Regions from separate parts of the Homo sapiens genome. Here region 2 is linked to region 1. Evidence: chromatin contacts called from ENCODE Hi-C or POLR2A ChIA-PET data. All regions are on one chromosome and are shown on one strand. The core of a region is the stretch at or near the end of the contact, and the rest is flanking DNA. Distances in the headings are between cores, read along the strand shown. Region 1 overlaps ZMYND8 (zinc finger MYND-type containing 8). Region 2 has its middle 21 kb from the start of LINC01754.

Region 1 (3,133 bases), core at 380-2,879:
AAAGAAAATTGGCCAGGTGCGGTGGCTCACGCCTGTAATCCCAGCACCTTGGGAGGCTGAGGTTAGCAGATCGCTTGAGGTCAGGAGTTCGAGACCAGACTGGCCAAGATGGTAAAATCCTGTCTCTACTAAAAATACAAAAATCAGCCAGGTGTGGTGGTACGCTCCAGTAGTCCCAACTACTAGGGAGGCTGAAGCGGGAGAATCACTTGGCGCCAGGAGGCAGAGGTTGCAGTGAGCCAAGATTGCACCACTGCACTCCAGCCTGGGCGAAAGAGAGAGACTCCATCTTTAAAAACAAAACAAAACAAAAAGAATGCAAATTATCAGGCCCCACCCCAGATCTACAGAATCAGAAACTCTGGGGTAGGGCCCAGCAATCTGTTTTAATAAGTCCTCCCGAAGACTGGGAGGTACACTAGTTTGAGGAACGCTAGGGTATGTGTATGTGTTTAGGAGATGGGGTCTGAGTTCTCAACTCTACACAATCCTGTTCCACACTGGCGAGCCAGAGCCAATGGCCTCTACTTCCAGACATTATTTGAGGGGTTGGTTCAGGACTCAGGATAGAAGCTAAGCAAGGGAGTCAGGCTGGAGAATGAGGCTAAACAGGAAACAACCCCAGGCAAGTCTCCACCTCTCAGGGCCTCAGGGCCTCACCTGCAAAATGGGAAGAGCCGGGAGAAAGGGACTAGACTAGAAGTTCTTGTTTAAAGACCAGACAGTGCTCCAGGGACCCTTGAACAGGCCATCACTGTATACAGGAGTGCAATTTCTAGGGACATGGAGTCATAGCTTCCTTCACCTTTGCAAAGGTGTCCTCAGCTCCAATGATTAAAAACTTCAGGGCCCCCAGAGGATGTTAAAAGTCCCTCTTCAACATTACTTAATTTAATGAGAAAGTGGGAAAAAAAATCACTAGACAGTAATATACTTGTAAGCGATTTAGAGTTGGCAAGGGACTATCACCCAAGCCCACCAGGAAACAAAGGGGGAAACTGAGGTTCTGCTCAGCAAGAGGTAGGGGGAGGTGGGTCCTAGCCCAAGCATGCCCACACCTGAGAGTATTCCAAACCTTCTAGTTTCAGCAAAACATAAAAACCCCAATTCTGTTTGCTGTTACAAACACCAATTCCCCCTGGAGTTGATGAGAGTTCAGTGACTGTATCCAAGGGGTCGAAATTTGATAGGTTCCAAACAACAGACACATCAGTCAACAGCAGGAGATTTCAATGAAGGGTTGTAGGGAGAAGAATTAGGAAATGCCTGCTGGATTCGGTATCCTTCGGAGGGATGAGACAGCAGGGGGGCATTATTACTTAAATGCCCCCCACTCCAGTGGGGGCTGGGCCTCTGGTGATGATGGACTGGTGGGTGTACACCTGACTGTAGCCGTGGTACCCAGGCTCCATAAGGACCCTTTCCAGAAAGCTGAGTCAATTTTTTCTTCTTTAATGATTTAATTCTGACAAGGATGTATTGCCCAGTGCATTTCATCTATAAACTTTGAACAATGACAAACAGCCACTGTCGACTGAACCACTGGTTCACCCTGGATCTGAAAGACTTTTCTGCTGCCTTTTCTGAGGGAGTAGGACCTGTGACCCCGCCCGGCTGGCTCACTCACAACCCTCTGCCTCTCACCCATCCCCCAAAAATGAGTGGTTCTGAATGAGTTAACGTGGGTGAGGGAGGAATGCAGCCTTATGGAGAGGACAGAGCAGTGACTCAGGAAAACAGCTTGGCATGGAGCGGAAAGCAGCAGAATTTTCCTCTCCTTGTGACATTTTGCTGAAATTGTAACAATATGGGAAGGTCTACTGGGTATTAAGAACCAGGCATGAGGCCGGGCACGGTGGCTCACGCCTGTAATCCCAGCACTTTGGGAGGCCAAGGTGGGCAGATCACAAGGTCAGGAGTTCGAGACCAGCCTGACCAACATGGTGAAACCCCGTCTCTACTAAAAATACAAAAATTAGCTGAATGTGATGGTGAGCACCTATAATCCCAGCTACTCAGGAGGCTGAGGCAGGAAAATTGCTTGAACCCAGGAGGCGGAGGTTGCAGTAAGCCGAGATCATGCCATTGTACTCCAGCCTGGGCAACAGAACGAGACTTTGTCTCAAAAAAAAAAAAAAAAGGAACCAAGCATATGAGGAGATCCTTCCCAAGCCTGTGATCCACCAGAAATCATCCTGGAGCTCAGCACTTCCTGGATGTCTTTTGATTTAAGGGGCATCTTAATTCAAGATAACACAGGCTCATAGCTTTCCTGAGCCAAGAGTATGAAGAGCTAAGAGTTTCGGCCAGGTGTGGTGGCTCACACCCATAATCCCAGCACTTTGGGAGGCCGAGGCAGGCAGATTGCCTGAGGTCAGGAGTTCAAAACCAGTCTGGCCAACATGGTGAAACCCCATCTCTACTAAAAATACAAAAAAATTAGCCAGGAGTGGTGGTGTGCGCCTGTAATCCCAGCTACTTGGGAGGCTGAGGCAGGAAAATTGCTTGAACCAGGGAGGTGGAGGTTGTGGTGAGCCAAGATCGCACCACTGCACTCCAGCCTGGGTGACAGAGCAAGACTCGCTCTCAAAAAAAAAAAAAAAGAAAGAAAGCTAAGAGTTTCTTTTATTATATGTGATATTCTAGGCAATGTTCAAAATGCATTTCCTGTAGTCCCCACTAAGTCACCTGCCTGAGATCACAAAGCTACCAAGGAGCAGTGCTGGGATTTGAACCCAGGCAGTGAGGCTCCGAGGGCCAGAGCAGTACTGGGATTTCAACCCAGGCAGTGGGACTCCGAGGGCCAGCTTCTAATCTCTGTACCACATGGCCTTGTACCAGGAGGGCCTCATCCTCAGCCCTGTAGCAAGAGGACTCCCTAATTTAGGGTCTATGATTTAAGAGCACACTCTCATTTTGCCTTTTTTCCCCTAAACTGCAGATGGAAGTATAGGGACAGAGAAGGTCCAACAAACAGTTTCAGGAACTGGGAAAAGGTGGAAAGTCGTGTCATTCACTGATGACACCGTTCTCTCAAAGGCAGTCCCCAGAAAGCACATTCACCTCCCAATTTCCAAACAGTGGCATCAGTCCCTGAAATAGGCTGGGGGCTCCAGGGCCAACTCACCTCCCC
Region 2 (3,133 bases), core at 251-2,750, 120 kb after region 1:
CATTTATGAGGAAGATCTTGAAAGCCTGTCTCCCTCTCTCCCTCCCAACACATCAAAAAATAATGGAATGTAAAACAATTGGCTGGTCTTCATCTTAAACTGGTCGGCTTAAGCTGGTCAGTGTCAACCAGGTTCAAGTTATGGAACTGTGTGTAAATGTTGAAAATGTATCATTGTATCTTTTTTTTTTTTTTTTAAGAGACAGGGTCTCCATATGCTACTATGACTAGCAGCATAGTCATAGCTCACTGTAACCTTGAACTCCTGGGCTCAGGTGATACTCCTTTCACCTCAGCCTGCTGAGTAACTGGGACTATAGACAGGCACCACCACGCTTGGCTAATTTTTTAATTTTTTGTACATATTGGAGTCTCACTATGTTGCCCAGGCTGGTTTCTTTCTTTTTTTTTTTTTTCTCCTGAGATGGAGTCTTGCTCTGTCACCCAGGCTGGAGTGCAGTGGCGCTATCTCAGCTCATTGCAAGCTCCACCTCCTGGGTTCACACCATTCTCCTGCCTCAGCCTCCCAAGTAGCTGGGACTACAGGCACCTGCCACCACGCCTGGCTAATTTTTTGTTTATTTTTAGTAGAGACGGAGTTTCACCGTGTTAGCTAGGCTGGTCTCAATCTCCTGACCTCGTGATCCACCTGCCTTGGCCTCCCAAAGTGCTGGGATTCCAGGCATGAGCCATGGTGCCCAGCTTGCCCAGGCTGGTTTCAAACTCCTGCCCTCAGGTGATCCTCCCACTTCAGCCTCCCAAAGCATTGAGATTAGAGGGGTGAGCCACCATACCTAGCCCTGTGTATTGTATCTTAAAAGGAAAATGTAATTATGGATTTATGGTATATTTTCTTTTTTTTTTGAGACGGAGTCTCACTCTGTCACCCAGGCTGGAGTGCAGTGGCGCAATCTTGGCTCACTGCAAGCTCCGCCTCCTGGGTTCACACCATTCTCCTGCCTCAGCCGCCTGAGCAGCTGGGACTACAGGTGCCCACCACCACGCCCAGCTAAGTTTTCTGTATTTTTAGTAGAGATGGGGTTTCACCATGTTAGACAGGATGGTCTCGATCTCCTGACCTCGTGATCTGCCCGCCTCAGCCTCCTAAAGTGCTGGGATTACAGGCGTGAGCCACCGCGTCCGGCCAATTTATGGTATATTTTCTTGCATTGAAACTGGAAACTCTTGCAACACATAAGTACATTATTCAACTTCCAGTTATTCAAGAAACACTCTAATTTTTTTAGCCATCATGTATTGCATAAAAACAGTGGGAGAGTTGATCAATTACTCACTGTTTATTTAAAGCTGTGGTTTAAACACTTTCTGTATAGTATCTCTTTATTGAAGGATTGTTGAGAGAGCTGGAATTACCTCTGTCACTCATCTTTGTGCTAAGAAACCCTGATGTGTGTTTTGTATTGGTTAGTTTTTGCTTCTCTACTGATGAACAGGATCTGATCAAGTTGAGCTTGCAGTAGAATAATTCACAGAAAAGTGCAGGGTGCGGTGAGTCACGCCTGTAATTCCAGCACTTTGGGAAGCCAAGGTGGGTGGATCACGTGAGGTCAGGAGCTCAAGACCAGCCTGGCCAATGTGGCGAAACCCCGTCTCTACTAATAGTACAAAAGTTAGCCGGGCATGGTGACGCGTGCCTGTTGTTCCAGCTACTCAGGAGATTGAGTCAGGAGAATTGTTGGAACCTAGAGACGGAGGCCGCAGTGAGCCGAAATCGCTCCACTGCACTCCAGCCTGCGCGACAGAGCAAGACTCTGTCTCAAAAAAGAAAAAAGAAAAAACAAAAAAGAATAATTCACAGAAAAGTTAAGAAAGGTTATCTATGGCCTCTTAATCTTCCTGATCTGAAACGGCAACTTGGGGTAAGGGAAGAATGTTGAGGAAGTGGAGCATAAAAAAAAAAAAAAAAGAGGAAGAAGAGAAAGAGAAGAGGGAGTGAGGGGGAGAGAGAGTGAGGAAGGAAGGGAAGAAGGGAGGGAGGGAGGAAAGAGAAAAGGAAAGAAAGAAGGAAGAAAAAAGGAAGGAAGAGAGAAAAAGAGAAAAGGTTGGTGTCATAAATAGTGTAAATATACTTAATAAGCAAGTGAAATCAAAGGCTGAGTAGTACGTCATACTGATGTCTAGTATTTTAAAATTTAGGCTGGGCACGGTGGCTCACACCTGTAATCCCAGCACTTCAGGAGGCAGCGGCGGATGGATCACCTGAGGTCAGGAGTTCGAAACCAGCCTGGCCAACACGGTGAAACCCTGTCTCTGCTAAAAATACAAAAATTAGCCAGGTGTGGTGGCGTGCACCTGTAATCCCAGCTACTCCGGAGGTTGAGGTAGGAGAATCGCTTGAACCCGGGAGGCGGAGGTTGCAGTGAGCCAACATTGTGCCATTGCACTCCAGCCTGGGAGACAAGAGTGAGACTCAGTCTCAAAACAGAAAAAAAATAAAAAACATTTTTAAAAAAAAGGAAAAAGGAGAAAAATTTGGACACAGAGACATGGACATACAAGGGGAGAAGGCAGGTGAAGATGTAGGCAGAGCATGGAGTAATGCATCTACAAGCCAGGGAAAAACAAAAATTGCTGGCAACCTCTAGAAGGTACAGGTGGCAAGGAAGGAATCTTCCCTAGAGGTTTAGAAGGGAGTCCAGCCCCGCTGACACCTTGATTTTGAGCTTCTAGTCTCTGGAACTGTGAAAGAACATGTTTTGGTTGTTTAAAGCTACTAAGTTTTTGGTAATTTGTCATTGCAGCCCTACGATACAAATATATTCACAATAAAATAAATGAAAATTAAAATTATACTGACATGCCATTTTTAACCCGCCACTTAGACAAAGATCAAAAAGCCTGATAACAGACTAAGTTAGAAAATGTGTTGGGAAATTGATTGCTTTTATTTGCTGCTGGTGGGAGTGAATGTAAACTGATATAATCTCTAGAAATTACTTGACAATTTCTATCAAAATTACAAATGCACATATCTTTTGACCCAGCAATTCTGCTTCTAGGATTTTCTGACATTGGAGAAAGTTGCATACGTGGACAATTGCACATGGACACGTTATGTATCACAGCACTCTCTGTAACCACAGACATTTGGAATGAACACTAACTGTTCATTG

The links. Hi-C counts contacts between places; a loop is a spot of excess contacts on that map. ChIA-PET counts read pairs that join two places held with the same protein, here RNA polymerase II (POLR2A).
Region 2: a loop to region 1 is called in a map of PC-9, with 3 times the contacts of the local background. The contact joins two enhancer-like sites. A Hi-C loop is called at or near these places in 1 of 168 maps with a recorded cell type or tissue (PC-9). POLR2A ChIA-PET finds 5 or more read pairs at or near these places in 6 of 52 experiments (AG04450, H1, IMR-90 and 3 more).

The regions. Positions count from the first base shown.
Region 1 is chr20:47,314,207-47,317,339 of GRCh38, forward strand. All of the region lies in intron 2 of ZMYND8 (zinc finger MYND-type containing 8), which reads right to left. Among named protein-coding and RNA genes, the nearest start is that of ZMYND8, 41 kb to the right of the region's middle. RefSeq lists enhancers at 2,281-3,133, 2,534-3,133. Within about 2 kb of position 1,630, at least 15 of the 41 ENCODE cell types and tissues checked have a DNase peak (open chromatin) inside an H3K27ac peak, as active enhancers do; they include PC-9, where a contact is called at or near this core.
Region 2 is chr20:47,431,096-47,434,228 of GRCh38, forward strand. No RefSeq gene overlaps it. Among named protein-coding and RNA genes, the nearest start is that of LINC01754, 21 kb to the left of the region's middle. Within about 2 kb of position 1,501, at least 5 of the 41 ENCODE cell types and tissues checked have a DNase peak (open chromatin) inside an H3K27ac peak, as active enhancers do; they include PC-9, where a contact is called at or near this core.